Linked DNA regions of Homo sapiens: region 2 is linked to region 1. A link is an interaction called in ENCODE POLR2A ChIA-PET data of the cell type or tissue named here. Cell type or tissue: HepG2. All regions are shown on one strand. Links, peaks and the distances in the headings refer to the core of each region. The heading gives the core; the rest is flanking DNA. Region 1 overlaps NFAT5 (nuclear factor of activated T cells 5). Region 2 overlaps CYB5B (cytochrome b5 type B).

The links. ChIA-PET counts read pairs that join two places held together with the same protein. Peaks named below come from ENCODE experiments on the same cell type or tissue, not always from the same donor. Only the 100,000 strongest peaks of a DNase experiment are listed, where the experiment ranks them.
Region 2: POLR2A ChIA-PET joins it to region 1 with 6 read pairs; 5 of 35 experiments call an interaction of 5 or more read pairs at or near these places.

What each region holds. Positions count from the first base shown.
Region 1 is chr16:69,662,611-69,679,265 of GRCh38, forward strand. It overlaps NFAT5 (nuclear factor of activated T cells 5), which reads left to right. Exons shown (of 15, transcript NM_138713.4): 8 at 7,367-7,501; 9 at 7,626-7,678; 10 at 14,593-14,725. Among named protein-coding and RNA genes, the nearest start is that of SNORD13H, 38 kb to the right of the region's middle. In HepG2, for the core only: no CTCF peak of the experiment used is centred there; a DNase peak (open chromatin) is centred at 9,581.
Region 2 is chr16:69,428,110-69,444,161 of GRCh38, forward strand. The region is part of intron 1 of CYB5B (cytochrome b5 type B); the gene reads left to right. It also overlaps the pseudogene LOC100420066. Among named protein-coding and RNA genes, the nearest start is that of CYB5B, 12 kb to the left of the region's middle. RefSeq lists silencers at 8,417-8,466, 15,396-15,678 and an enhancer at 16,025-16,052. In HepG2, for the core only: no CTCF peak of the experiment used is centred there; a DNase peak (open chromatin) is centred at 8,322.

The DNA of each region.
Region 1 (16,655 bases), core at 5,035-13,034:
CACCACGCCCGGCTAATTTTTTGTATTTTTTAGTAGAGACGGGGTTTCACCGTGTTAGCCAGGATGGTCTCGATCTCCTGAGCTCGTGATCTGCCTGCCTCGGCCTCCCAAAGTGCTGGGGTTACAGGCGTGAGCCACTGCGCCCGGCCGACAACACCTCTTTCATAAAGAGACTTGTGTATTCAGCAAAATAATTTGAATTTTATCCTGACCACTTAGGAAGCTTGATGCTTGAACTTGCGACTTTGAGGGCTGGATATGGGAGGAAAAGAAGAATAAACATAAAAATGATCTACAGTAAAACACAGGACCCAAAAAATCTTTTTATTTAAAAAAATTAAAATGTTTGTTCCATTATAAGTTTCTGGCTTGTATTTCTTTCCGTGAATATAAACTTTTTGGCAGCTTTAAGCAGTTGCAGTAAAATGAGAGGTAAAAAGGAAATTGGTTAGTGCAAAGAGTTGGGATTGGAATGGGAGATAGAAGGAAACAGGAAGAGAGAGAGGTAGAAAAGGAAAGGGGCCAAAAGGTGACAGAGTTGGAAGGGAGAAGAGGAAACAGATACTTGATCTTCCTTCTATAGATACTCAGTGGAAAGAATTTCTAATATCAGGATTCATGCAGTGCCTTGTGGCTTTAAAAAAATTACTTCTAATTATTGGTTTAACAATGGCCATTGGATCCTTTGTCTTTTTGTTTTTAAGGGGATAGAAGATCATCCCTTTTTACATTCTTAACATCTTTCATGTTCTCCAGACAATATAGGTGTATATGTTTTTTGTTTTGGTATGTATGTTTATATTATTTTGTTATGTTATATCAAATTAAGAATATTAATTTTCAGCTAGGTGCAGTGGCACGCACCTGTAGTCCCAGCTACTTGGGAGGCTGAGGAAGGAGAATCACTTGAGCCCAGGAGTTTGAATCCAGCCTGGGATTCAAACCCATCTCTTTAAAAAAAAAAAAAAAAAAAAAAAGGCCAGGTGCAGTTGTACACGCCTGTAATACCAGCACTTTGGGAGGGCGAGGTAGGAAGATTGCTTGAAGCCAGGAGTTGGAAACCAGCCTGGACAACATAGCAAGAGTCCATCTCCACACACAAAAAAAATGTTTTAAGTTAGCTGGGCGTGGTGGCATGTCCCTGTAGACCCAGCTACTTGAGAGACTATGATGGGAGGATTATTTGAGCCCAAGAGTTCAAGGATACAGTGAGCTATGGTGGCACCACTGCACTCCAGCCTGGGCAACAGAGTGAGGTCTTATTGATCTGTCCTTAAAAAAGAAAAAAGAAAAAATTTTCATATCTACCCTTCTGTAGTAGTTTTTAATAGGACAAAATTAATCATGGCTTTCTTACATGTAATATATATTAGATTTTATCTTATGGTTACTCAATTAAATATGACTCTGAATTTAAGAATTTTCTACTTCCCCTATTTCTACCTATCCCACAGCTATGGGGAAAGGATGGTATTGTTAAGCAAACTATCCCTCTCTTAAAATTTTGGATAGGATTAGTAATTTACATAGTCAGATGTAGGCTTTATACTCTAAAATATTCTGTTAACTATGTTGTTCTACTAGACATTATTACAAAGCTTTATTCTCTTGACAGGTTGAAATATTTGCTTACTTATTTTTCAGTATTCAGATATTCATTATTTTTTTCAACTTTATTTATTTATTTATTTTTTGAGACGGAGTCTCACTCTGTCACCCAGGCTGGAGTGCAGTGGCGATCCCGGCTCACTGCAAGCTCCACCTCCGGGGTTCACACCATTCTCCTGCCTCAGCCTCCCGAGTAGCTGGGACTACAGGTGCCCATTACCACGCCTGGCTAATTTTTGGTATTTTTTAGTAGAGACGGGGTTTCACCGTGTTAGCCAGGATGGTCTCAATCTCCTGACCTCGTGATCCGCCTGCCTCGGCCTCTCAGGGTGCTGGGATTACAGGTGTGAGCCACCGCACCCGGCCTCAACTTTATTTTTCAGACTGCTAGTTGAAAAGCATCTAAAAGCACACAGTTTTTACAATACCAAAAAGGTGATTTTTTGTGTGTTCTAATTTTTAAGCATTATTCCTTTCAAGTAATTTTTAAGCATTATTCCTTTCAAGAGTCAGCTTATAAATAACTTGGTCGGGCGCAGTGGCTCACGCCTGTAATCCCAGCACTTTGGGAGGCCAAGGTGGGCCCATTACCTGAGGTCAGGAGATTGAGACCAGCCTGAGCAACATGGAGAAAACCCATCTCTGCTAAAAATACAAAGTTAGCCGGGCTTGGTGGTGCATACCTGTAATCCCAGCTACTCGGGAGGATGAGGCAAGAGAATTGCTTGAACCTGGGAGGTGGAGGTTGCGGTTAGCCAAGACTGCGCCACTGCACTCCAGCCTGGGCAACAAGAACAAAACTCCGTCTCAAATAAATAGATAAATAAGTAAATAACTTAAAAATAAAACAGTTAATGCTTAAGTAATCTTGACTTTAGTTGTGTTTAGTATGGCGTCTGTTGGGGACTCATCTCGTAAACTTTAAAGAAAGGACCTTTTAAAAGGCCAGAAGTTAAATTATCTTGAATCTATGACAAACCCACAGCCAATATCATACTGAATGGGCAAAAACTGGAAGCATTCCCTTTGAAAACTGGCACAAGACAGGGATGCCCTCTCTCACCACTCCTATTCAACATAGTGTTGGAAGTTCTGGCCAGGGCAATTAGGCAGGAGAAGGAAATAAAGGGTATTCAATTAGGAAAAGAGGAAGTCAAATTGTCCCTGTTTGCAGACGACATGATTGTATATCTAGAAAACCCCATTGTCTCAGCCCAAAATCTCCTTAAGCTGATAAGCAACTTCAGCAAAGTCTCAGGATACAAAATCAATGTACAAAAATCACAAGCATTCTTATACACCAACAACAGACAAACAGAGAGCCAAATCATGAGTGAACTCCCATTCACAATTGCTTCAAAGAGAATAAAATACCTAGGAATCCAACTTACAAGGGATGTGAAGGACCTCTTCAAGGAGAACTACAAGCCACTGCTCAATGAAATAAAAGAGGATACAAACAAATGGAAGAACATTCCATGCTCATGGGTAGGAAGAATCAATATCGTGAAAATGGCCATACTGCCCAAGGTAATTTACAGATTCAATGCCATCCCCATCAAGCTACCAATGACTTTCTTCACAGAATTGGAAAAAACTACTTTAAAGTTCATATGGAACCAAAAAAGAGCCTGCATCGCCAAGTCAATCCTAAGCCAAAAGAACAAAGCTGGAGGCATCACACTACCTGACTTCAAACTATACTACAAGGCTACAGTAACCAAAACAGCATGGTACTGGTACCAAAACAGAGATATAGATCAATGGAACAGAACAGAGCCCTCAGAAATAATGCCGCATATCTACAACTATCTGATCTTTGACAAACCTGAGAAAAACAAGCAATGGGGAAAGGATTCCCTATTTAATAAATGGTGCTGGGAAAACTGGCTAGCCATATGTAGAAAGCTGAAACTGGATCCCTTCCTTACACCTTATACAAAAATCAATTCAAGATGGATTAAAGACTTAAACGTTAGACCTAAAACCATAAAAACCCTAGAAGAAAACCTAGGCATTACCATTCAGGACATAGGCATGGGCAAGGACTTCATGTCTAAAACACCAAAAGCAATGGCAACCAAAGCCAAAATTGACAAATGGGATCTAATTAAACGGAAGAGCTTCTGCACAGCAAAAGAAACTACCATCAGAGTGAACAGGCAACCTACAAAATGGGAGAAAATTTTCGCAACCTACTCATCTGACAAAGGGCTAATATCCAGAATCTACAATGAACTCAAACAGATTTACAAGAAAAAAACAAACAACCCCATCAACAAGTGGGCGAAGGACATGAACAGACACTTCTCAAAAGAAGACATTTATGCAGGAAAAAAAACACATGAAAAAATGCTCACCATCACTGGCCATCAGAGAAATACAAATCAAAACCACAATGAGATACCATCTCACACCAGTTAGAATGGCAATCATTAAAAAGTCAGGAAACAGCAGGTGCTGGAGAGGATGTGGAGAAATAGGAACACTTTTACACTGTTGGTGGGACTGTAAACTAGTTCAACCATTGTGGAAGTCAGTGTGGCGATTCCTCAGGGATCTAGAACTAGAAATACCATTTGACCCAGCCATCCCATTACTGGGTATATACCCAAAGGACTATAAATCATGCTGCTATAAAGATACATGCACACATATGTTTATTGCAGCACTATTCACAATAGCAAAGACTTGGAACCAACCCAGATGTCCAACAATGATAGACTGGATTAAGAAAATGTGGCACATATACACCATGGAATACTATGCAGCCATAAAAAATGATGAGTTCATGTCCTTTGTAGGGACATGGATGAAACTGGAAATCATCACTCTCAGTAAACTATCGCAAGAACAAAAAACCAAACACTGCATATTCTCACTCATAGGTGGGAATTGAACAATGAGAACACATGGACACAGGAAGGGGAACATCACACTCTGGGGACGGTTGTGGGGTGGGGGGAGGGGGGAGGGATAGCACTGGGAGATATACCTAATGCTAGATGACGAGTTAGTGGGTGCAGCACACCAGCATGGCACATGTATACATATGTAACTAACCTGCACATTGTGCACATGTACCCTAAAACTTAAAAGTATAATAATAATACATTTAAAAAAAAAACTTTACAAGAATAGTAAATTTTAAGTAACAAAACTGTATAATATGTGGGATCTCTTTTGCATAATTGTATAATGTCAAGATTCAATATACTTCTTTTCTGACTTGTACTGTATAACTTGTGAATAAAGCAGGTCATTTTTGCAGAAACTAAAAAAAAAAAAAAAAGAAAGTAACCGACTAGTTCTTTCTGTAATGTAAATACGAATATGTAGAAGATAAATATATTCTAAACCTTGGGGCCTCATTTGGCTGTCTTATGCCTTTAACAAATAAATTTAAAAAATGAGATATGGGAAAAAGTTTTATCAGTAATCAGTGAAGTGGAATTTCCACACAGTATTTGAAAATGGAGGGAAAGGTTATATGCTTTACGTTTCATTTTGGTAATACAATATATTAATGTAATTTTAACAAGATATACCATATGTTTCTGGAATGTTTTTAAAAACAAGTATCTATTTCCTGTTACTCCAAAAAGTTACCTTTGAATAAACTGATTTAGTTAATTCTTCATTTAAAAGGGTATATCATTGTCAGTGTATGACCAATAACCCTTTCCATTCTGTTCACACATTTACCCTATAGGTTCTAGACAATACTTATTTTTTGTTTTTTTGTTTTTTGTTTGTTTCTTTTTTTAGACAAGGTTTCACTTTTGTTTACCAGGCTGGGGTGCAGTGGCGTGATCTCGGGTCACTGCAACCTCTGCCTCCTGGGTTCAACCGATTCTCCTGCCTCAGCCTCCCGAGTAGCTGGGATTACAAGCATGTGCCAGCACACCCAGCTAATTTTTTGTATTTTTAGTAAAGATGGGGTTTCACCATGTTGGCCAGGCTGACCAACTTGAACTCCTGACCTCCTCGAACTCCTGACCTCAGGTGATCTGCCCCTCTCGGTCTCCCAAAGTATTGGGATTACAGGCGTGAGCCACCTCACCCGGCCAGTGTATTTGTTTATACATTAACAATTTCTATTAAACTCCCCAGCATTGTTGAAAATGTCATTTATCATATACAAACAGGTTAAATATCTCTTATCTTAAATGCTTAGGACCCGAAGTGTTTCAGGTTTTGAATTTCTTTGGACTTTGAATTTCTTTGCATATACATAATGAGGTTTCATGGGAATGGTACCCAAGTGTAAACACAGAATTCATTTGTGTTTCATGTACAGCTATACACATAGCTTGAAGGTAATTTTACATAATATTTTAAATAATTTTGTGCATCAGAGTTTCAAAAAGCAAAGGTGTCACTGTTTCAGCCACCTTTGTAAATAATCTTTGTAAATAACCTGTTGGGCATCACCATCATTCCTGACTCTGAATTTATTTTTATTTTTATTTTTTTTTGAGACGAAGTCTTGCTGTGTCACCCAGGCTGGAGTGCAGTGGCACGATCTTGGCTCACAGCAACCTCCACCTCCCAGGTTCAAGAGATTCTCCTGCCTCAGCCTCCCAAGTAGCTGGGATTACAAGCACCCACCACCACGCCCAGCTAATTTTTTGTATTTTTAGTAGAAACAGGGTTTCACCCGACTCTGAATTTATATGCTACCAATAAGCAATCCTTTTCTTATATTTCTTCACACGTAAGTACTTAACACCGGTGCAGTCATGACTCACTGCAGCCTCAACCTCTGGGGTTTAAGTGATCCTCCCACTCCAGCCTCCTAAGTAGCTGGGAATTGCATGTGCATACTACCACGCCCAGCTAATTTTTTTGATTTTTTTGTAGAGACAAGGTCTCACTATTGCCCAGGCTGGTCTTGAACTCCTGGGCTCAAGTGATCCTTCAACCTTAGCCTCCCAAAGTGCTGGGATTACAGGTGTGAACCACTGCACCCAGCCCAGGTGTGTAAATTTTTGAGCATTGTATTGGCACTCAAAAAGTTTTGGATTTTGGAGCATTTAAGATTTTAGATTTTTGGCTGGGCATGGTGGCTCATGCCTGAATCCCAGCATTTTGGGAGGCCAAGGTGGGTGGATCACAAGGTTCGAGACCAGCCTGACCAACATGGTGAAACCCCGTCTCTACTAAAAATACAAAAATTAGCTGGGCGTGGTAGTGTGCATCTGTAATCTCAGCTACTGAGGAGGCTGAGGCAGGAGAATCACTTGAGCCCAGGAGGCAGAGGTTGCGGTGAGCTGAGATCACACCTCTGCATTCTAGCCTGGGCGACAGAGTGAGACTCAGTCTCAAAAAAAAAAGATTTTAGATTTTTGGATTAGGGATGCTCAACCTGTATTTAACAAAGACAGGATACTTGTTTGTATCAATAGCTGAAGGCTAAATGATACTGCAATAACACACAATTTAAAAGAAGACAACAAAACAAAACTCAGTGGCTTACAACAACTGAGTTGGTAAAACCATGTGATGGCTCTCAAAACTTTCACTTGGACTTGGCACATTACTTCAGTTCATATTTGATTATCCAAACCAGTCACATGACCAAGCCTGTCAGTAGAGCAAGAATTATAGCCTTTCCAGATAATTGTGTAACTATAAAAATATTTATTACTCCTCCTTCAATAAAGACAACTCATAGAACCGGATGATTGCAAGTTGATTTTAGGTAAGAAATAAGTTTTGGTGGTTCTTCTTATAGAATGCTTATGTATCTCCACAGCTCAGCCAGCAGGAGTGCCAGAAATCTTAAAGAAAAGCTTGCATAGCTGTTCAGTGAAAGGAGAAGAAGAAGTGTTTTTAATCGGCAAGAACTTTCTGAAAGGAACTAAAGTTATTTTCCAAGAAAATGTTTCTGGTAAGTACGCATATTTGTGGTACAGATATTTGTATGTTTTCACTTTGTTATATGGATATAGTCATAGCTACAGAGTAAAAAAAATAGTTCAAAAATTTAATAAATCACTTTTTATTTCAATCAGATGAAAACTCTTGGAAGTCAGAAGCTGAAATTGATATGGAACTATTTCATCAGGTAAAATTTAAGCTTTTTTTATAATTTGGTTATTTACTCTCTGAGCAATTCAGTTTTGTTTTGAAATTTTCCTGAATCAATAGATTAAATTTCTTCTTCCTATGGGATTGATATGAATTATTTAAAGTTTCTTTCTTGAGTTTCTTTAACTGAAATAGAATTATTTTCCTAATGGTAAACATGACCACCTCTATTTTAAAAAGTTAGGATCATTAACAAATGTTTCCATTGTTAATAAACAAAATCTTTCTTTCCTGATACTTATTTTCTCTGAGGATTTGCATAATCTTAATCCACTATATAGTTAAATAAAAGGGAAACCAATATTTATTGAGAATCTGTTATGTTTCAGGTACTTTATATTTGTTAAACCTTCTTGTGTTTAGAAGCACTCATCACACTGATATTAGTCTGTATTTGCAGGACCTCACCATGTATTGTTTCCCAAATAACAATGAAAACTTGAAAACAAGGATCAAGACCTGACTTAGGAATTCGTATTTAGAGCAGACAGGACCAAACCCCTAGAAATTGAGACTAACAGAAGGCCAAATTTATAAGCAAGTTAGAAGGCACATGGAGAAGAGGTAGTATGTACAGGTGTAGAACTGAGACAGAGAGAGAAGAGAGAAACAGGAACAAGCTAATGTGTAAATTACCCAAAGCCTAAAATTTAGTGTAAGCTGATGGGGAAAGAAAAGAGCACATGACAGAAGGTAGAGAAATAGAAGATGCAAAAATTAGACAATCTATAGCCACTTTATCCAAAAAGTTTATAATTTCCTTGTTGTTTTAAAATTTATTTTTTATTCCTTTGTGTATTTTTAAAAACCTAATAAAATTTAAAACATATATCCAATATATTGCCACACTCAAGGCTCAGGGCACAGCCAAGACTGTTGCCACTTCATACACCAGACACAAGTTCAAAGGTCCCCAGGCCACCCTCTTTTTTTGAACGAGTGGCTCAAACAGTATTTTTCCTACTGTCCCCTTGGATTTGATAACTTCCTAGAAAAATTCACAGAACTCTGGGAAGTGCTATACTTAGTGCCTGTAGTTTTTTTGTTTGTTTGTTTTTGTTTTGTTGTTGTTGTTCTTTTAAGACAGTCTTGCTCTGTCGCCAGGCTGGCATACAGTGGCGCGATTTCAGCTCACTGCAACCTCTGACTCCCTGGTTCAAGCAATTCTCCTGTCTCAGCCTCCTGAGTAACTGGGACTACAGGCATGTGCCACCATGTCCAGCTAATTTTTGTATTTTTAGAAGAGACGGGGTTTCACCATGTTGGCCAGGATGGCCTCCATCTCCTGACCTCATGATCTGCCCGCCTTGGCCTCCCAAAGTGCTGGGATTACAGGTGTGAACCACTGTGCCTGGCCTAGTGCCTATAGTTTTACAACAAAAGGACAGAAATCAGAATCAGCTAAAGGGAGAGATGCATAACACAAGGTCTCGGAGTGTCCCAGGCACTAACCTTCTGTCATCCTCAGGAAGACATTACCATCTTGGCATAGCAATGTGTGATGATAACAATATGCAGAGAATTACCAAGCAGGGAAGCTCACCCAAGCCTTTGGTGTCCAGAGTTATTATTTCAGACCTGATTATATACTGCCCATGCAGCTACCTTTGGTCTTCACTTCCACAAGGTTAGAATTGATATGGTGTGTTCCAAAGCCTCTGTTATAAATCACATTGTTAGACTATCCAGCGACCAAAGCTCTCAAGTAAATATCACTGTCACACAAGACATTGCAGGAACCTAGAGATTACCTCCTAGCAGCCAGAGGTAAAGACCAGAACTCTCTCTGGGTAAAGTTAATTATTTCCTAGACAATATCGTATAGTGTGGAGATTCCTATATATCTAGACAAATGCTATGTGGCAAGTTTTCCTCTGGCCTTATGCAACTACATGTTGTGGAAAAGAGATAATGGGACTTAACAAACATTCCTTTGTCACACAGACCATTGGGCAATATCTCCTAGGGTTTATAGTCAGACTAGTCTTAATTGAAGTTTTAATACCTGCTTTGTCATTAGCAATCTGTGTTAACTAAGTAAGACAAATGACTTTTGTGCTCCAGTTTTCTGATCTGTAAGATAAGCGCTTTCATTAGATTATTTGAGACTCCTCTGACTCTAACATTTTATTATTTCTTATATTATTTGATCAGACCATCTCCACTCCCATGAACCAACAATAGCTTCCTCTGGAGTACTCCTGGAGGTTAGAGGCAATGTATTATAATTCTTCTGTGTTCCTTGTAATACCAAACACTTAATAGATACACAAGAAAAACTTATTAGTTCATTTTATTCACCTTGAAGAAAAAAATGGGTGACTGTGTGGTCTAAGTAAGGTTCATTTGTTCTTTCCGAGGATACTTCAAACCCTAATTTCAGCCAGGTCTTTAAATACCTAGAGTTGTAATCCTAACTGAAACTTAATTTATTCATGCAGTACTTTTGTATGCTATGAACATGTTTTGTTTCTTGACAAATTAGTTAGATTAATGTAGACTCCCTTGCTTGTAATGCTCTATTATGATTGTTATTCTTATGATAAAGATTGATAGATAAGGAGACTATTTCTGGAGATTGAGAGACTTGCCTTATAAATTATACAAAATATCAATGACATAGCCCCAACAAATTGTAGTATTAACTTGCTATTTTGTATAGAACTTTATATTCATAAGTTATCCTCCCTCCCTACCTCCATTTTTCTTTCTCTCTCTCTCTCTTGCCTTTTGAGGCATGGGGTAGTTATATTTTTAAAACACTTTTTTTCAGGGCAGTTATGCCAGCTACAGTAGGTTAAAGAATAATAATCATAAAAATAAGACACGTGGTGGAATGGAAAGGAATTATATCCTTATTTGGTGACTATATCTAGAGGTCCTGGGGTTTTTGCAAGCAAGTATGTAAACAAACTAAATCATAATATAATCTGTCATTAATTCTGTGGTTTTGTTCATTTTTATCTTTTTCAGAGAGAGGTTTTATTTTATTTTTTTTCTAAAGGGGTTTTCTTGGAAGCCTTTTCTTTGAGTGGAATCAGAGCTGAGATCCTAGAGAATTGATTCTAGAGATTATATAAAGGAAGAAAACCCACAAAGCAAACCTTTAGGGGGAAGAAAATGTGTTGAGACTGGGCATAGTGACTCATACCTATAATCCCAGCACTTTGGGAGGTAGAGGCAGGAGGATTGCTTGAAGCTGGGAGTTTAAGACCAGCCTGGGCAACATAGTGAGATCCCATCTCTACAAAAAATTTAAAATATAGCCAGTCATGGTGGCACATGCATATAGTTCCAGCTACTTGGGAGGCTGAGGTCAGAGAATCACTTGAGCCCAGGAAGTTGAGGCTGCAGTGAGCCCTGATTCCGCCACTGCACTTCCACGTGGGTGACAGTGAGACCCTGTCTCAAACAAAAAAAAAAGACAACACACTTTGGATGTGATCAGTAAAGAAATATTAGGCCTACACAAAAAAAGTTGAAAGGGAATCTCTACAATATTTAAAAATACCCAGCAGATGGTATAGTAGAAAAGACCATTTAAAGATAATTTCACAAATTGCAGTTGTGAAAGATTGTAATAGCTGTTCAGTTGCAAACCCAAAATCAATTCATCAGGTATTACACTTTTTCTATCATATTATAAATATTGCCAGGCGTGTGGCTCATGCCTATAATCCCAGCAGTTTGGGAGGCCGAGGCAGGTGAATCACCTGAGGTCAGGAGTTCGCGACCAGCCTAGACAATATGGCAAAACCCCATCTCTACTAAAAATACAAAAATTTGCTGGGTGTGGTGGCATATGCCTGTAATCCCAGCTACTTAGGAGGCTGAGGCAAGAAAATCACTTGAACCCAGGAGGCGGAGGTTGCAGTGAGCTGAGATCACGCCATTGCACTCCAGCCTGGGCAACAAGAGTGAAACTGTCTCAAAAAAAAAAAAAAAAAAAAAGTAATACGGTATTATAAATATTGAGACTAATGAAGTCTGGAAAAACAATTCTTTGTTCAATTGTTTTCTGGTCTTCTGGTCCATAGTATACCTCATGCTCATGTATACCAAATATGATGGGTACATGATCATTCATTATGTCTATTCCCTTTTAACAACTGTAGATGAGTTATATATAACATTAATTACCTATTAAAAATATATATAAAGGGATATTCAATCTATATATACAAATATACATAAAAGGATAGCTCAGGGGAAGATGGTATAAATGTGGAAAGAAAATTCTTGAAAGAAGTACAAAAAAAAGATCCTCAGAAGAATTTGTGGGAAGAACTAGACTAAACAAAGACTTGAAAGCTTAGAGTTATGTTTTTCAAATCAGTTCTAAGAGTAATTTTGTAATGGGTCTTTGGTCAAGTCTAATTGTAGATATTCTAATTATGTAGGTATTCTGATTATATATATTCCCAACTGTAAAATTAATGTGACAAAATAAAAAGTATCTCATAGAAGAGTGAAAGATATCTAGCACCATTGCTGGTACACTCTGAAAAAGATTATCTGCTAGGGAAAAAGTTATTTGAATCTAAGCAGATTTTTCTAAGAAGTTAAAATTCAATTGTTTTCCTCTTTTTATCCCAAAGAGCATTATACCTGCTCCCAAAGCCTCCCAACCCTTTGTATGTTTTGTATGTACTGTATCCCTAGCTCAGTGATAGTTAATTGTTTCTAATTTATGAGAGGGTATTAAAAATAGCTTTTGATCACTAGTGACAGTTTACCTAATTTTTAATTCAGATCAGTTGTAGAATTTCTAGATTCAGATTGAGGAAGTTTGAAGAATTAGTAGCAAAATAGGTTCATTTGGTTTTTAAAAGGTTTCAAAATTAGTTTTACTTAAATGTGCTCTCCAAAGCAAGTAGAGTAAAAGTATTTTGATAAAATATGCATCTGATTTGTAGACACTAGTCCTGTTACTAATTGCCAAGAAACAAGTTTTTATTCAAAAGAATAGTTTGAATTATGGAGTTTGCCAAACAATTTTAAGAGTGAGAGCTCTCACAAGCTGTTCATTCAACCATCTCCTTAACTCTAGATAGACTGTTTCTGTGACATAGTTGTAGTGTTTAAACAACAGAGTAAAAATGAGGTAGACAAGATTCAGTAACTCTGTTTCTTAGAAGTTAGATCAATACCAGTGCGTTTTTTATGACCTTGTATGTGTTCAGATTTAGCTCCTGCCTTATAACTGTGGATGTATGCATATTTGTACATGTTTTTCCACCTAGTTGAAAAGAATGTGGTTTTTTTGAGATGGCCAACTTAGGAGGCATTCTGTTAATGCCGTAAATTAGAAGCTAGTTTTTTGTTTTTTTGTTTTTTTTGTTTTGGAGACAGAGTTACGCTCTTGTTGCCCAGGCTGGAGTGCAATGACGCGCTCTTGGCTCACCTCAACCTCCGCCCCCCGGGTTCAAGCGATTCTTCTGCCTCAGCCTCCTGAGTAGCTGGGATTACAGGCATGTGCCACCAGGGCTGGCTAATTTTTTGTATTTTTAGTAGAAACAGGGTTTCACCATGTTAACCAGGCTGTTCTCAAGCTCCTGACCTCAGGTGATCTGCCCACCTCGGCCTCCCAAAGTGTTGGGATTACAGGCGTAAGCCACCATGCCTGGCCTAGTTCTTTATTTATAATGTGACTGTATTTCAGAGAGTGTTTTAAGATGGCTCAGAAACAAATTAAATTCTCAGAAATGGAAACCTTGACCTTGATCTCATTTGTCCCATATTTTCTATTCAACTGAGTCAACGAACTATGTAGTCTAACTAAATTTTAAATGTCATCAAACTCACGTCACCCTCAGCTGTCAGCTTCGGCCTCCTGCAAATCAGATCATTAGTGAAAAAGCATAATCACTACCCTGTGATATCCCCTACCATTATAATAATCTACTAGGGAAGAAGAAAAAAAAGTCAAATATGGCTCATATTACCCTCTAAGAAGATATAGTACCCTTGAGTAAGTACTGGTGAAACTTTTATGAACTCTGCCTTTCTCTTATAAGGATGCTTCTGCCACTGTTCCAACTAAAAACATCTTTGGTTTACTGAGATGTGGATAAACTGAACCCAATTTGACTTAAAATGAGAATTATGTTGTTAGGAGTAGCGAACTGCATTGTGAAATACATCTCACATTGAGGTTGTACAGAATGTATGGTAACTGACTTTGCCCTTGGTGGGCATATTTTTTTTCTAATAATTTATTCATTCTTTTATTCAATATGTACCTTATGTAAGGTACTATTCTTTACAAGTGAGACAGAGTGAAGAACAAAACAGCCTAGATCCTCATGGAGCTTACATTCTTATGTTTGGAGAAAGACCAAAAAACAAGCAAATAGGGTAATTTGCAGGGGTGAGGATAAGTGCTGTTATGGAAATAAACAAGATTATGTTATAAGGTTGGGGAAGGGTTTTGCTTTAAATAGGATGATCAGGGAAGGCTTCTTTGAGGTGACATTTGTATCTGACCTGATAATGGGTTAGGAACTCACCATTTGAGGAGGTGAAGGAATAATATTGCAATTGAAGAGAATAACAAGTATAGAGAATCTGAGGTAAAACTGAGTTTAGTATGTTAAAAGAAGGGACCGAGGTCAGTGTGGCTACAGTGTAGTGAGCTAGAAGAGCAGGAATGAGATGAAGTTGACAGGGCAGGGATCTTGACCTTGTAAGCCATTATAAAACACTTGGATTTTACCTTAAAAGCAGTGTTAAGATTAATATCCTGATGCCTGTGAACCTGAGCTTTAAAATGCATTCTTTTTTTTTTAATCACTTTTTAAACTTTACAGCTAACAGGAAATATACTTCATTTAAAATTTTTAAATTTAAGTATTGCTTCTTTTCCAACTCTTGTGCTTTTCTTTACATTAGAATCATCTTATTGTGAAGGTTCCTCCCTATCATGACCAACATATAACTTTGCCTGTGTCAGTGGGAATATATGTAGTGACAAATGCTGGAAGATCTCATGATGTTCAACCATTCACTTACACTCCAGACCCAGGTATGTCAAAATGAAAAATTCAGAACTAAAACAAATAATTAATTTCCAGTTTTTTGAAAGAATATGAAGATGACTAGCCAACCAAAAAGAAAGTTGCTCACTAAGATGAATTGATGTTAGTTTCTTTTGGAAATGACATTATTTTCTAAGAGGACAGCCGCCAGATACTGCTTTTACTCTTATATTAAGGAATCATTTCTACCTTATGCTATAATAATAAAAGGCAGCAATGCTCTGAAGTCAGATTCTCTGAAGCTATCTGACAGGTTACTCCTCCATAAGAATTTCCATGCATTGACTACCGCTTATGTGCAGAAACCTGAAAGTGACAACTTTGGGAAATTGCTAATAGTTTAGTTTGGCTGGTTTATAGGGTACATTTTGAGAGAGAGAAGAGATAAACTAGAGTGACAGGTGATAAAATAAAAAATCCCAAAGACTGATGGTGAATAAATATTTTTTTCTTTCTATATTGCCCCATAATACCTGATAAATATTTTAAATAAAACTTTGGTTGGGTTAAAACGATATTTTAGGCTGGGTGCGGTGATGCACACCTGTAATCTCAGCACTTTGGGAGGCCGAGGCGGGTGGATCACCTGAGGTCAGGGGTTTGAGATGAGGCTGGCCAACATGTTGAAACCTTGTCTCTACTAAAAATACAAAAAAAAAATTAGCTGGGTGTGGTGATGGGTGCTTGTAATCCCAGCTACTGGGGAGGCTGAGGAAGGAGAATTGCCTGAACCTGGGAGGTACAGGTTGCAGTGAGCTGAGATTGTGCCATTGCACTCCAGCCTGGGCGATAGAGCGAGACTGTCTCAAAGACAGAAAACAAAACAAAAACCTGATATTTTAGAAATGAGAGGAACTAAATTTTTTTTTTTTGCATGTGAGTGGGAGACGGAGTCTCGCTGTGTCGCCCAGGCTGGAGTGCAATGGCGCGATCTTGGCTCACTGCAACCTCCACCTCCTGGGTTCAAGCTATTCTCCTGCCTCAGCCTCCCGAGTAGCTGGGACTACGGGTGTACACCACCACGCCCAGCTAATTTTTGTTTTTTCAGTAGAGACGAGGTTTCACCATGTTAGCCAGGCTGGTCTCAAATTCCTGACCTTGTGATCCACCTGCCTCGGCCTCCCAAAGTGCTGGGATTACAGGCATGAGCCACCACGTCCGACCCTAAAATGTTCAAAGTTTAGAAGATACCTATTTATGAAGTGTCTCACAAGTTATTTGCCTGCATTCATTTAGATGCCTGAAAAAAGCAAAAAGCCTCCTTTTGGCAGAAATGGGGAGAACATTTTGGAAATGGAAACTCTTTGCATGCTCCATTGACCTAGGCTTGGCTTCTGCCATGTTTACCATTGGTTCAGTTCAGTCCAGTCTCAAGCATACTTCAGAATTAGCAGTTCTTCTCTATCTGTAGTTTATTAGTATGTTATTTCCATATAGTTCAAGATCCAGTGAGGTAGAAGGTAAAGAATGGGGCAAAGAAAGAAAGCCCTGGCATCAAAAAGTGAAGAAAACAGTAGCTAGGACAGAATAACAACTAATTTAAGTTAATTGCTTTCTGTCACTTAATTTTTCTATTCACTATTCTCTTTTCTTTTCTTTTCTTTTTGAGATGGAGTCTTGTGTTGCCCAGGCTGGGGTGCAGTAGCGTGATCCTGGGTCATTGCAACCTCTGCCTCCCAGGTTCAAGCGATTTTCCTACCTCAGCCTCTCATGAGTAGCTGGCACTACAGGCATGCACCACCATACATGGCTAATTTTTGTTAGTAGAGACAGGGTTTTGCCATGTTGGCCAGGCTGGTCTCAAACTCCTGACCTCAGGTGATCTGCCCGCCTCGGCCTCCCAAAGTGCTGGGATTACAGGCGTGAGCCACCACTCCCAGCCTCATATTTTATTCTTAATCGTATCTGAATTTTGCA
Region 2 (16,052 bases), core at 3,440-11,439, 240 kb before region 1:
CCACTGTGCTCAGCCTAATTAGCTATTCTTATTTATTCTGTTTTCTTGTTCATTCCAAGCCTATTCATTCATTCACTTATTCAAATATTTATTAAGCCTTTACTATGTTCTAGACACTGTTCTAGGTGCTGGGGATTTAGTAGTGAATAAACAGCTATGCCCTCATGGAGATTACATGGCACAGGAGGCAGACGATAAGCAGAGTAAATAACTAAAATATATACTACATTAGGTAGTGGTAAGTGCTAAGAAGAAAAATAATACAGGGGGCTGGACACGGTGGCTTAGGCCTGTAATCCCAGCACTTTGGGAGGCCGAGGCGGATGGATCATGAGGTCGGGATTGAGACCATCCTGGCCAACATGGTGAAACCCCATCTCTACTAAAAATACAAAAATTAGCTGGGCATGGTGGCATGTGCCTGTACTCTCATCTACTTGGGAGGCTGAGGCAGGAGAATCACTTGAACCCAGAAGTTGGAGGTTGCAGCGATCCAAGATTGTGGCACTGAACTCCAGTCTGGTGATAGAGTGAGACTCCGTCACAAATGAAAAAAAAAAGAAAAATAATACAGGGAAGAGGACTGTGGAATATTTATGTGGTGTGAGGAGGAGGGTTTGAAATTTTAGCGATGGTGCCGAGATAACTTTATGAAGATGACTAAGTAAAGGCCAGGAGCAAAGTAAAGGAGCTAGCCATGAGGGTATCTGTAGGAAGAGCATAGAGCATTCCTGGCAGAGGAAACAAGTTCAAAGGCCTTGAGATGGGAGGATGTCTGGTATGTTTGAGGAACAGTCAGGGAGGCCACAGTGGTTGAATAGTTGCACATGAGATCAGAATGATCAGGGGAGGACAAATCATGTACAACTTCACAGGTTTTAGGAAGGACTTTGGCTTTTATTCTGAGATGGGAAATCATTGGAGCAGAAGAGTGACATGATGTGACTTAATGGCGTAATAGGATCGTTCTGACTACATTGTTGTGAAAGACTGAAGGAAGAGTGTGTCTGGAGTTGGTTCCTTCCGGTGGGTTTTTGGTCTCTCTGACTTGAAGAATGAAGCCATAGACCTTCGCGGTGAGTGTTATAGCTCTTAAAGGTGGCACAGACCCAAAGAGTGAGTAGCAGCAAGATTTATTGTGAAGAGTGAAAGAACAAAGTTTCCACAGTGTGGAAAGGGACCAGAGCAGGTTGATGCTGCTGGCTGGGGTGGCCAGCTTTTATTCCCTTATTTGTCCCCGCCCACATCCTGCTGATTGGTCCATTTTACAGAGTGCCGATTGGTCCATTTTTACAGAGTGCTGATTGGTGCATTTACAATCCTTTAGCTAGACACAGAGTGCTGATTGGTGCATTTTTACAGCATACTGATTGGTGCATTTACAATCCTCTAGCTAGACACAAAAGTTTGCCAAGTCCCCACTCCACCCAGGAAGTCCAGCTGGCTTTGCCTTCTTAAGAGGACAAGGGCAGAATTGAGGAGACCAGTTAGGAGGCTGTTTTAGTAATTAGGCAAGAGATAGTGGGTTGTACCAGAACAAGTGTCAGATTTTGGATGTGTTGTGATGGAAGAGCCAATAGGATTTAATGATGCGCCAGATTTGGGGAATGAAAGAAAAATGAGTCAAGGATAACACCAAAGTTTTTGGCTTATGAGTCTTCAAGAGTTGGGTTGCTATTAGATGAGAGAGGGAAGATTTACATTGGTATTCATCCTTCTCTTTCCAATCTGATGTCACTTTGGGGCCCCTCCTTTAGCAAGAGGTTCCTAATCTTAAGTGTCCTGTGTCTGTAGCTTACCATTTTTTTGATTAATGACTGGTTAGAGTATGATACTGGAGTTTGAATGTGGTAGTTTAGAATTAGTAATATAATTGAATTGTCTTTCCCTGGCAGATTAATTTTGCATTGTTTGAATCAGTGCATTCATGAGTTGTTGAAATCATGAATGAAAGTAGTACATGTCATTATCTTTCCACCATTTAGTAGTTTAGAAAAATCACATAAAAATGATTGTAATATCTTATGACATTGATAGAAAATATCAAAGTGCATCTCTCTTATCAAGGGTAAAATTTTGTGAAACTTTGTTCAGTTATATATAATGTATTTTTTTTTCTTTTTTTTGGAGACAGTCTGGCTCTGTTGTCCAGGCTTGAGTGCAGTGGTGCCATCTTGGCTCACTGCAGCCTCTGCCTCCTGGGCTCAAACAATCCTCCGCCTCAGCCTCCCAGGTAGCTGGGACTACAGGTATGTACTACCACACCCTGCTAATTTTTTTGGTATTTTTTTTGTAGAGATGGGGTTTCATCATGTTGCCCAGGCTGGCCTCAAACTCCGGGCTCAAGTGATCCTTCCGCCTTGGCCTCCCAAAATGTTGGGATTACAGGCATGAGCCACTGTGCCTGGCCTATAATATCTCATGTATATGGTGTTTATTGGATTGCAGTGTAAAATTATTTCCTTACTGGGTATTACAAGTGAAAATTTGGAAGCCATTGACTTGTGTATAAATAGTCATTTGTCAAAAGAGTAACTTGAAATAACATTGTGATATTTTAAAACTTTTTTTTTTTTTTTTTGAGACAGAGTTTCACTCTTGTCGCCCAGGCTGCAGTGCAATGGCATGGTCTCAGCTCACTGCAACCTCTGCCTCCCAGGTTCAAGTGATTCTCCTGCTTCAGCCTCCTGAGTAGCTGGGATTACAGGTGAATGCCACCATGCCCGGCTAATTTTTCTATTTTAGTAGAGATGGGGTTTTGCCATGTTGGCCAGGCTGGGCTTGAACTCCTGACCTCCGGTGATTCACCCGCCTCGGCCTCCCAAAGTGCTGGGATTACAGGTGTGAGCCACCATGCCCAGCCCTATTTTAAAGCTTTATATGTGTATTTATTTATTTATTTATTTTGAGATGGAGTCTTGTTTTGTCGCCCAGGCTGGAGTGCAGTAGCATTACCTTGGCTCACTGCAACCTCTGCCTCCTGGGTTCAAGCGATTTTCCTGCCTCAGCCTCTGGAGTAGCTGGCACTACAGGTCCCTCCCACCACACCTGGCTAGTTTTTATGAGATGGGGTTTCACCATGTTAGGTAGGCTGGTCTCGAACTCCTGACCTCAAGTGATCTGCCCACCTTGGCCTCCCAAAGTGCTGGGATTACAGGTGTGAGCCACGGCACCGGCCTATATGTGTTTTTAGAAACTGTCACCATAAATGAGAATATTACTTTAGGAACCATCTCATAAATGGGATAACATTTTATTAACCCAACAAATATTTGTTAAGTTCTATATAGTAGTAGGCCCTGGTGGTGTATAAAAATAAACATAAACATGGAACCCCAGCCTGGGCGACAGAGTGAGATTCTGTCTTAAAAACAAAACAAAGCTGGGTGCAGTGGCTCACGCCTGTAATCCCAGCACTTTGGGAAGCCAAGGTGGACAGATCACTTGAGCTCAGGAGTTTGAGACCAGCCTAGGCAACATGGCAAAACCCCATCTCTACAAAAAATACGAAAATTAGACGAGCATGGTGGCATGAGCCTGTAGTCCCAGCTCCTCAGGAGGCAGGGGTGGGAGAAGGGCTTGAGGCCAGGACATCGAGGCTGCAGTGAGCCGAGATAGCACTACTGCACTCCAGCCTGGGTGACAGCGAGACCCTGTCTCCAAACAAACAAAACGAAAATATCCCATGATACTGCCTTCTTGAAGCTACCATTCTAGAGGAGTCAAAACAAAAACAGACAGATGAAATAATTTTAAATTATGGCACTTTTATGAAGAAAACAAATGAGTTGAGAAAGAAAAATCAGGAAAGATTTAATTTAATAAGAGTGATCTGGGAAAGCCTCTGTGAGAAGATAACATTTAATTGAGCTGATGGTCATGAACCTGATTTGGAAAGAATACAGAAAAGAGCATTCCAGCAGCATTTGAAGTCAAGCAAGAGTTTGGCACATTAGTGGGACTGAAAGAAGCTGTGTCTATAGTGAATGAAGGACAAGAATGGCCAGAGAGCTAGGCGGGACCCAGGACATGCAAGGTCTGGTAGGTAGTTTGGATTTGATCCAAAAGGTAATAGAAAACCACTGACATGTTTGAAGATGAGGGATGACATTGAAGCAATTTACAGACAGTCCCTGACTTACTAGGGCTTGACTTAAAATTTTTTGACTTTACCATGGTGTGAAAGTGATATGTGAGTACTCATACAAGCATTCTGTTTTTCACTTTCAGTATGGTATTCAATAAATTACATGAAATAGTCAGCACTTTATTGTAAGATAGGCTTCATGTTAGATGATTTTGCCCAACTGTAGGCTAACGTAAATGTTCTGAACACATTTAAGTTAGGGTAGGCTAAACTCTTTCAATCCCAATAATTTGTTTGAATACTACATCTTCCGTGCATATACTTATATGTGCAAACATGTATATACTTATATATACAAATATGTACAAATATATACAGAAATAGAGTCATAGTATTCTATTAGTTGATTTGCCCTCGTAGTCGTCATAGTATTTATTGAGTGCTTATTATTCTAAGTGCTTTACATGTAATTTCTCTTTTAAGCCTCCCAACAACCTGTTTTAGAGGTGAGAAAACAGGAGCAGAGGAGTAACTTTCACAGAGTCATAAAGTTAGGTGGCACAGGTGAGATTTGAAATCAAGCACTGTGACCCTATAGCCTGTACTCCTTTTTTTTTTGAGACAGAGTCTCGTTCTATCACCCAGGCTGGAGTGCAATGGCGCGATCTCAGCCCACTGCAACTTCCACCTCCCGGGTTCAAGCGATTCTCCCTGCCTCAGCCTCCTGAGTAGCTGGGATTACAGGCACCTGCCACCACATCTGGCTAATTTTTGTAGTTTTAATAGAGACGGGGTTTTGCCGTGTTGGCCGGGCTGGTCTCAAACTACTGACCTCAGGTGATCCGCCTGCCTCAGCCTCCCAAAGTGCTGGGATTACAGGCCTGAGCCACCATGCCCGGCCTGTGGCCTGTACTCTTAACCGTACCCTAGGATCTGCCTCAATGTTTTTCATGGCTGCAGAGTATGGAATTAGGTCTGTTTTATAGCTTTGTTCACATTTTAAATATAATTTGGAAGGATTGGGAATGTGGTATAGGGAAGTTAGAACAGATACCCCTTTCCTGGAACCTAGGTAATTTTTTTCATTTTTTAAGTAGGTCAAACAGGTATATAGTAAAAAGCCACCTTCCCCTCTGCCCAGTTTCACTGCCTCCTAAAGTTAACTCCCATTGTTTGTGTATCCCTCTAGTTTCTTTTTGCCTGTACAAGCCAAAGTGAATGTAGTTTCTCTTTTTTTACACAAAAGATAACATACTATGCACACTCATCTGTGTCTTGCCTTTTTCACTTAACTGTGTATCTCAGGGATCTTTCCATAGCAATAACTGGCATCCCTCCTCCTCCTTCACCACAGCTGCATAGGATTTATTATATGGATCATTATTTAAGCAGTATCCTATTGATAAACATTTGGGTTTTTCAATATTTTGCTGTCACATTTTTTTCTCTAAATCAACTTAATTGAAATCAAATGTAGGGACAATAAAATGTACAGATTTTGAATGTAGAGTTCAGTGAGTTTTGACAAATGTCTCATCTGTATAATCACCATCACAATCAATATACGGTCATGGGTCACTTCACAATGAGGGTGCATTCTGAGAACTGCATCATTAGTTGATTTTACCCCTTCACAAACATCATAGAGTATATTTACACAAACCTAGGTAGTATAGCCTGCTACACACCTTAGCTGTACGGTATAGTCTCTTGTTCCTAGGCTATAAACCTGTACAAACCTGTAGGCAGTTGTGACACAGTAACAAGTATTTGTGCATCTAAACATAGAAAAGGTGCAATAAAAATATGGTATTATAATCTTATGGGACCACCATCATATATATGGTCCATTGTTGACCATATTATGTGGCACATAACTGTAGAACATTTCTACCAGTGTTGTCCCCATACACACTCATTTTATTTCTAACACTATAGTACGTACTCTTCTGTCTAGCTTCTTTTGCTCAGTATATCTGTGAGATTCATCTATTTTTTCTGTGTTATCAGTGATTTGTAACTTATGATTTCATTGTGTGAACATACCAAAATTTGTTTATCCATTCACTTGTTGATTGACATTTGGGTTGTCTCCAGTTTGGGGCTGTTATGAATAAAACTGCTAGGAACTGTCATGTACAAATCTTTGTGTGGACATATGATTTTATTCCTCCTGGGCAAATACCTAGTAGTAAAATTGCTAGGAGTGAGATTACTAGGTTATATGTCTGTTTAACTTTTTAAGCAACTGCCAGAGCATTTTCCAAAGTGTTTATATAATTTTATACTCCCACCACAATGTAGGTTTTCCAGTTTCTTCACATCTTCATTGATACATTGTATTTGTCAGTTATTTTACTTTTAACCATTCTAATGGGTGTGTGGTTGGCCAGGTGCTGTGGCTCACGCCTGTAATCCCAGCCCTTTGGGAGGCTGAGGTGGGCAGATCACGAGGTCAGCAGATCGAGACCAGCCTGGCCAACATAGTGAAACCCCATCTCTTCTAAAAATACAAAGTTAGCCACGTGTGGTGGCAGGTGCCTGTAGTCCCAGCTACTTGGGAGGCTGAGGCAGGAGAATCGCTTGAACCCGGGAGGTGGAGGTTGCAGTGAGCTGAGATCGCGCCACTGCACTCCAACCTGGGTGACAGAGCAAGACTTCATCTCAAAAAAAAAAAAAAAAAAATCATTGTAATGGGTGTGTAATGGTATATAATTGTGGTTTTAACTTGCATTTTCCTGATGACTAATGATGTTGTATCTTTCCATGGGCTTATTGGCCATTTATATATGCCTTTTTATGAAGTATCTGGTCTTGCCCTTTGTAAAATTGGGTTGTTTGTTATTTTTGACTTGAAAGCATTTTTTTCTAGTGGCTGGGTATTAGCTTTGGGGTCCAAGTGTCTGGTTGAGCTTTCTACTTTACCACTTAATAGTTGTGGAACCTTGTGGAAATAAGCTCTGTAAAGGCCCTTTTCCCTCTGTAAAATGGAGATAATAGCACATACTTCACAGGGTAGTTGTGGTTGTGACAAGTAATTTAAATAATGCATATATAGACTTATTATGGCATACTACCTGGCTTAAAGAGCTCAATAAGTGTTAGTGATTATTTTTGTTTTTAATACAAAATTGCATTTAATACAAAATTGCATTGTTTCCTGCAGCATCTTTTGAGTACCAAGTGGCAAGTGCTTTGAAGGATTGAAAGGTAAATTAGATGACTTGGATTTGCAGGGAAGATCTGTGCCCAAGTAATTCTTGTGTGAGGTATAGAGTGGCCTTGCCTGAGAATGCAGGCTCTATTTGGTACAATCCCAGGGTATTTCTTGAAAGCTTTGGCATTTGACTAATAATTCCTACTGTACTTCTCCAAGGCTGGTCAAAAGAAAGTTGATTGTTGCCTGTCCAGTGGAATTAACATTATAATTAAATTTAATTAATTAATTTATTTGTTTTTGAGACGGACTCTCACTGTGTCTCCCAGGCTGGAGTGCAGTGGCGCGGTCTCAGCTCATTACAACCTCTGCCTCCCGGGTTCAAGCAATTCTTCTGCCTCAGCCTCCCGAGTACCTGGGATTACAGGTACCCGCCACCACACCTGGCTAATTTTTTGTGTTTTTAATAGAGACAGGGTTTCCCCATGTTGGTCAGGCTGGTCTCAAACTCCTGACCTCAGGTGATCCTCCTGGCTCAGCCTCCCAAATGCTGGGATTACAGAAGCGAGCCACTGTGCCTGGCCTAACATTATAATTTTATAGAAAGAATGCTCTCTGCCAAGAGTGGTTCCAAGTGGTTAGTTCTAGGGAAGGTGAGAAATAAGATGAGGCAGAATTTAACCTCTATCACTGCCCAGGTGAGGTGACCTGATCAAGGAATCTACTTTCATTTATTTATTCATTTTGCCCGGGGGCATGGCATGCACTCACATGTGTGTTCGCGCTTGTGAGCAGTGTGTGTGCTCACTCCCAGCTCCCATTATGTTCCAGGCACCATGCTGTGTTCTAAAACAGCCATGAATGGGACAGGCGTGGTCTCTGTTCCCGATGGAGTTTATCTAGTCTGATGGAGAAGAAAGATATTAAATAAATAATTGCAATTGTGATACATAAATATCATGAAGGTACATATGGCATTGTGAGAATCAGTGCAGTGGGACCCCGTCTGGGGGGATAAGGATGTCAAGTTATGTTTGGATCTGCAGACCTGAACTTCAGACCCTGCCAAGGTTACACCATTCCTGGCAGCCAGCTGGTTTGCCTCTCTTAGGTGACAGCCTTTTCTTATCAGGCTCATTCTAACCCAAATGCAAATACCTATAGACCTGCACCGTTTCCTCCTGTTCACCCCCCAGGTCTGTTATCTTTCTCTGCCCTGCAGACTGTTTTTTAGGAAGTAGTTTTTGTCTTCTCTAAAATTTTAACCTCCATGTTTTATTTTGATGAGGTAATGTGTTTGGCTAGAGGACCCCCTTTTCATCACTAGGCCTAATTTTGCACTTCCTCAATCTTAATGTTTCTGGATTTCATTTTCCATGTCAGGTGATCTCTAGTATATCTCCATTGTTATATTTTTATTACATCACTATGGAATTTCCACCTACAGATAATTTGTGTAATTTTTTTTCCAACAAGATTTTTATTCTGTAACTGCCATTCTTCACATTCTCCTCTATTCTGCCCATCAGTCCCCTATTTCCATAGAATTAGTAATCTGGAAGTATTATTTTCCATAAGGAATTTGTCCTCTTCTTTGTTGAAACATAGATTTTCTGTCTGCTCTCCAAAAATACTTAGTAAAGTAAATGAACTTAAGGAAAAGTCAGTAGATTTCCCCTACTATCACATATTCTTTGGACAGTTGAACTGGATAAAATTTTTCACAAGAGGACATTACACAATTTCCTTTGTAGCTGTAAAGTATTTCACTTGATTATTATTGCTTGATTTAGACAGAAATGAATAGATCACAATCATTGTTTCATCTTTTTTGGCAGTTTATAATTTCGGTTGCAGTATAGTTTATTTGAAACATTTCATTTGTAATATTGTGTAACTGCGTACATAATATTAATATTAAGTAGACAAAGAGTCCATTAGTGTTAAAGTACAAAGGCTATTCAGGTTGGAAGAATGTTTTTTTGCAAATTCACAAGAGGTTTAAATACAAAGCAAATCCTAGAAAAAAATGGGAAATATCTACTGTCTTACTAGGTTTACTTAATAAAAAGTAGGGAGGAATTTTTGAGTGTCTAGTAGATTTGAATAGTACAGACAACTAATCTAGACTACTGAGCATAACCCCCCCAATACACTTCTATCTTGTTTTGTTAGGATTCAGACAAAAGCACATTTTTAGTTTATATTAATTATAGATATATAAACCTAACTTTACTCTTTCTTTTATTGTGGTGAAATATAGATAACAAAATTTGCCATTTTAACCATTTTTAGTTGTATAATTCAGTGGCGTTAATTACGTTTACACTGTTATGCAGTCATCACCACCATCTATTTCCAAAACTTTTTCGTTACCACTCCAAACAGAAACTCTAACCATCAAGCCATAACTCCGTATTCCTCTCCCCAAACTCAAGCTAACCTCTCATCTACTTTCTGTCTCTATTGAATTTGCCTGTTCTAGGTACCCCATATAAATGGAATCAAATAATATTTGTCATTTTGTATTTGGCTTCTTTCACTTAGCATAATGTGTTTTGTTTTATTTTTATTTACCATTTTATTAATTGTTAAGCATACAGTTCAATGGCATTAAGTACATTCATGTTGCTGTGCAATCATCAGTACCATCTATCTCCAGAATTTTTCATTACTCCAAACTGAAACTCTGTACTTATTAAATAACTCCCTATTTCCCCCTCTTCCCAGCCTCTGGTAATCACAGTTCTATTTTTTGTTTTTATCAATTTGACTACTCTAGAATATAAATGGAATCAACAATATTTGTCCAGTTGTATCTGGCTTATTTTACTTAGCATAATGTCTTCAAGGTTCATTCATGTTGTAGTATGTATCAGAATTTCATTCATTTTTAAGGCTGAATAATATTTTATGTATATACCACATTTTGTGTATCTATTCATCTGTTTATAGGCATGGGTTGTCTACCATTTGGCTGTTGTGGACAATGCTGCAGTGAACATTGGTGTACAAGTATCTGTGTGAATCTGTTTTTAATTCATTTGGACATATCTAACAGTGGAATTGTTGGGTCATATGGAAATTCTATGTTTGGCTTTTTGAGGAACCTCCAAACTGTTTCCCACAGCAGCTGCACTATTTTATATTCCCACCAGCAATGTACAAAGATCCCATTTTTCGATTTTTTTTTTTTAATTGTAGCCATCCTAGCAGGTGTAAAGTGGTGTCTCGTTATGGTTTGATTTTCATTTCTTTTTTTTTTGGTGTGGGGAGTCCCTTTCTGACAGAATTCATTTCCTGAATGACTACTGATATTGCACATCTTTTCATCTTCTTATTGGTCATTTGTGTATTTACTTTGAAGAAATGTCTACTAGAGTTCTTTGCCTTTTTGTAAATTTGAATGTGAGAAGGAGAGAGAGCGAGAGAGCTCTTTGCCCACTTTTAAATTGGAGTGTCTTTATTGTTAGGTTACAGTTCTTTATATATTCTGGATATTAATTCTTGATCAGATATATGATTTGCAAATATTTTCTCACATTTGGTAGATTGTCTTTTTACTCTTGATGTCCTTTGATGCTCAAAAGTTTTTATTCTGATGGAGTCCAATTTATCTGTTTTTTTTTGTTGTTGCCCATGCTTTTGGTATCATATCTAAGAATCCATTGTCAATCTCAAGGTCATGAACATTTACCCTTATGTTTTCTCTAAGAGTTTTATGATTTTAGCTTTTATATTTAGGTTGTTGATATTTTATATTAGGTTGTTGAGTTAATTTTTGTAATATGGTGTGGGGTAGGGGTTCAACCTTTCCTTTGCATGTGGAAATCCAGTTTCCCAGCATCATTTGTTGAAAAGACTGTTCTTTCCTCCACTGAATAGACTTGGCATCCTTGTGAAAAATCAAATGGGAGCTCGATCTTGGCTCACTGCAACCTCCGCCTCCTGGGTTCAAGCGATTCGACTGCCTCAGCCTCCCGAATAGCTGGGACTACAGGTGCCCGCCATCAGGCCCAGCTAATTTTGGTATTTTTAGTAAAGATGATGTTTCACTATGTTGGCCAGGATGGTCTGGAACTCCTGACCTCATGATCCGCCCACGTTGGCCTCCCAAAGTGCTGGGATTACAGTTGTGAGCCACCACGCCCGGCCTGTTTCTTTTTTTAATTGTATTTTACTTAAAAGTTTATATTATGATAAAAACAGCATGAAATCTACCATCTTTTTTTTGAGACAGTCTCACTCTGTCACCTAGGCTGGAGTGCAGTGGCATGAACTCTGCTCACTGTAACCTCCACCTCCTAGGTTCAAGTGATTTTCCTGCCTCAGCCTCCTGAGTAGCTGGAATTATAGGAGCGGGCCACCACACCCAGCTAATTTTTGTATTTTCAGTAGAGATAAAGTTTCACCATGTTGGCCAGGCTAGGGTCAAATTCCCAACCTCAAGTGATCCACCTGCCTCAGCCTCCCAAAGTGCTGGGATTACAGGTGTGAGCCAAAATCTACCATCTTAAACATTTGTTTGTTTTAAAGACAGGGTCTTGCTCTGTCACTCAGGCTCGAGTGCAGTGGTGTGATTGTAGCTCATTGTAGCCTTGAACTCCTGGGCTCAAGCAATCTTTCTGCCTCAGCCTCCCAAGTAGCTGGGACTACAGATGTGCACCACCACACCTGGCCAATTTTTTTAGTTTGTTTTTAATATAGATCGGGGTCTTGCTGTGTTGCCCAGGCTGGTCTCCAACCCCTGGCCTCTAGTGATCCTCCTGCCTCAGCTTCCCAAAGTCCTGGGATTATAGGCCTCAGCCACTGCACCTGGCCCATCTTAAACATTTTTAAGTGTACAATTCAATTGTTTTAAATATTGAATATTGAATATTGTTGTGAATCAGATCTCTAGAACTTTTACATCTTACAAAAATGAGACTATACTCATTAAACAAATTCCCTTTTTTTCCTTCCCCAGTGCCTGGCAATCACATTCTACTTTGTGTTTCTATGAATTTACTTTACATACTGCCTATATTTTTGAGATTTAGCCATAAGATGTCACTGTAGTAAGTGAACACACTTGTATAACCACCATCTGGTTCTTCCTCATCCCCAGAGGTACCCACTGTATTACCATAACAGCATAGATTCATTTTGCCTGTGTTTGAACTTTTTATAAATGGAAATTTCACAGTATATATTCTTTTGTGTCTGGTTTCTTCAGTTCAACATGTTGCATTCTCATGTGTTGTGTATGTGGCAGTGGTTCGTTCTTTTTCATTGCAGATTAGGATTCCATTGTATGATTATATCTCATTTTGTACATACTCTGCTGTAGATGTTTGGGCTGTTTCCAGTTTGGGACTGTAATGAATAATGCTGCTATGGCCGTGTGTGTTGCGTGTGTGTGTGTGTGTGTGTGTGTAAATACATATATCTATTACACATTTCTCTTTAGTATATATTAGGGGATCTCATTTGATTTTTTTTTTTTTAAAGAGATAGTGTCTCACTATGTTGTCCAGGATGGTCATGAACTCCCAGGCTCAAGCGATCCTTCCACCTTGGCCTCCCAAACTGCTGGGATTACAGGCCTGCGCCGCCGTGCCTGGCCTTCATTTGATTTTTTAATGGAAATTTTTATTGAGATAATTGTAGATTCATATGTAGTTGTAAGAAATGATAGAGATCCTTTGTACTCTTCTCTCATTTGTAACATTTTGCAAGACTTTAGTATGGTATCACAACCAGGATATTGACATTAATCAGTCCACAGATATTATTCTGATTTCCCAGTTTTACTTCTCTCTTTTTTTTTTTTTTTTTTGAGATGGAGTCTTGCTCTGTTGCCCAGGCTGGAGTGCAGTGGCACAATCTCAGCTCACTGCAACCTCCGCCTCCCGCGTTCAAGTGATTTTCCTGCCTCAGCCTCCTGAGTAGCTGGGACTTACAGGCACATGCCACCACATCCAGCTAATTTTTTGTATTTTTAGTACAGACAGGGTTTCACCATGTTGGCCAGGATGGTCTCGGTCTCCTGACCTCGTGATCCGCCCGCCTCAGCCTCCCAAAGTGCTGGGATTATAGGCGTGAGCCACCACGACTGTCCTTACTTCTCTTTGATTTATTTCTTAAAGAGAAAGCGAGATGGTTTAATTTGTAGTCAAGAGTCATTTCTTCTTGATTACAGTGCTCATTATGCAAATTTCATCTACCTGTTGATACAGAAATGGTACCCTGCCACTTCCCTGGACATTTATTCCAGACAGAAAAATTCCTGTGCAACCCTCACCTAGATGTCTGCCAGCAGTTGATCTCTCTGCCTTCTTAAAAAGTTATGTAAACTCTTATCTAGAATATCTGGGGTTTTTAGTTCAACTGACTGGACATATACAGTATAGAAACTCATTTTTTTTCAGTGGGTTTGATAATATTCTCAACTCTAGATCAAGAACTTCCCATTACTTAACCTGTCTTTGATGATCCTGAAAGTTCCCTAGATGGGAAATAGATCTGGCAGTATGTCAGGGTCACTAATTTTCCCTGGATAGTATTAAAATATATAGAAGGTTTGCTACTTTTCCTGGCCCTGGATAATCTGTCTGAAAAGAGTTTGTGTGAATGAAGTTTTCACGTATTTGCTCTTCATGTCATCCTGTAGGCTCAGAATGAACAATACAGGGAGATTCATTTTGCTTATCTATAGTTTCTAAATTTTTGGTAATGAAAATTATTACTTTTGTAAAGAAAGTTATAAAAATACTAACAATTAAATATAAAAATGCAGGGTGCTTGGATCTCAAAATAGGAGCTTACTGTGATTAAAAGTCAGACTGCATATAATAATTAGTTATAATTAATAATGCTTTTTCTTTCTTTGTTTACATGAAATCTTTCAGAAAATAATAATGCTTTTTCAAAGATTGAATTTTTGGTAAATGTTTATATTTTGGCTAGCTTAAGTTTTCCCCTTTCTCTGCCTCTCATTTCTAGAGTCACCAGAAGGAAAATGTAAAACATTTTTTAAATGGCTCTTTCCCTGTAAATCATCCAGCACACACACTGCATTTTTTCTAGTTTCAGGCATAAAGGGAAACCTGGCTCAGATAAGAATGATCCTTGCTGCATGCTCAGCGGCTCATATATCTTTCTTTTTAAATTATTATTTTTTACTTTTTAATATTTATGTATTTTTAATTTTTTTAGTGACAGGGTCTCCGTTGCCCAGGCTGCAGTGCAGTGGCGCCATGCCTCGAATTCCTTGGCTTCTGGATGATCCTCCTAATTCAGCTTCCTGAGTAGCCAGGACTACAGGCCACCATGCCTGGATAATTTTTTAATTTTTAAAATTTTTTTTGTGGAGAACAAGGTCTTGCTTGGTTGCCCAGGTTGGTCTTGAATTCCTGGCCTCAAGCAATCTTCCTGCCTTGGCCTCCCAAAGTGTTGGGAATACAGGTGTGAGCCACTGTGCCTAGCTATCCTTTTTTTTTTTTTTTTTTTAAATTCTGAGAGTCTCTAGCTCAAACACAAGTTAGCAGGTTAAGGACTACTCCAAGTTCTGGCAGAGCTAATTTTTACTACTTGGTCTTCAAAAAATAGAGGCTTTTTTAAAAATTTTTTTTGTGACAGAGCTTCACTGTATTGCCCAGGCTGGAGTGCAGTGGTGCGATTGTGGCTCACTGAAAACTTCGCCTCCCGGGTTCAAGTGGTTTTCCCGAATAGTTGGGATTACAGGTGAGCGCCAGCATACCCAGCTAATTTTTGTACTTTTAGTAGAGACAGGGTTTCACCACGTTGGCCAGGCTGGTCTCAAACTCCTGGCCTCAAGTGATCCGCCCTCTTCAGCCTCCCAAAGTGTTGGGATTACAGGCGTGAGCCATGGCACTTGGTCTTGTAACTCCTTTTTGAACATAACTTCAAAGTGAAGGCCTTTGCCCATGAGCTCTTTGACATCATCTGGTGTCCACTGGTGACCCATCAGCTCCAGAACTTTCTACTTTGTCTTGGAAGCTTTGCTGGTTTCTGTGGGCATGGCCATGGCTGCTCTGGTCATCTGCTCCTGCCTCATTTCTTATTGGTCAGTTGCCATTATCTTGGCCTAGAATCACAGTAAATTCTCTGAAGCCCAAATACGTTGAGGAAATACCAGGATGCAGAGCTCATTCAGGGTGGATCTAATGTGAGTAGTTTGATAACTTGCTGCAGCATAGGCTTAAAACCAGAGGGTCGGCCGGGTGCAGTGGCTCATGCCTGTAATCCCAGCACTTTAGGAGGCCGAGGCGGGTGAATCACCTGAGGTCAGGAGTTCGAGACCAGCCTGGCCAACGTGGTGAAACCTTGTCTCTACTAAAAACACAAAAATTAGCTGGGCATGGTGGCAGGCACCTGTAGTCCCAGCTACCTGGGAGGCTGAGGCAGGAGAATCGCTTGAACTTGGGAGGCAGAGGTTGCAGTGAGCCGAGATTGTGCTACTGCATTCCAGCCTGGGCAACAGAGTGAGACTCCGTCTCAAAACAAACAAACAAACAAACAACAACAACAAAAAACAGAGGGTCAGTGGAAATAGGACCTTGGTTGCAACAATGCCTGAGTATGTCAATGTTGATCCATTCACAAGTAAGAATCATAGGGATGACGTTTGTTATATTTCCTTTCATCATGCCTGAGAGCATAGTGGGAGGAAGTGGTGATATTTTTATCCTCTGGGTTGTTGATGTAATATTCTCATGTCAAGAAAAAGACTTTTTGGGAATGTAATTTCCATTTTCACTGAAGGCTCTGCTTCAAATTAGGACTTAACTGTCAGATACTTGCTCC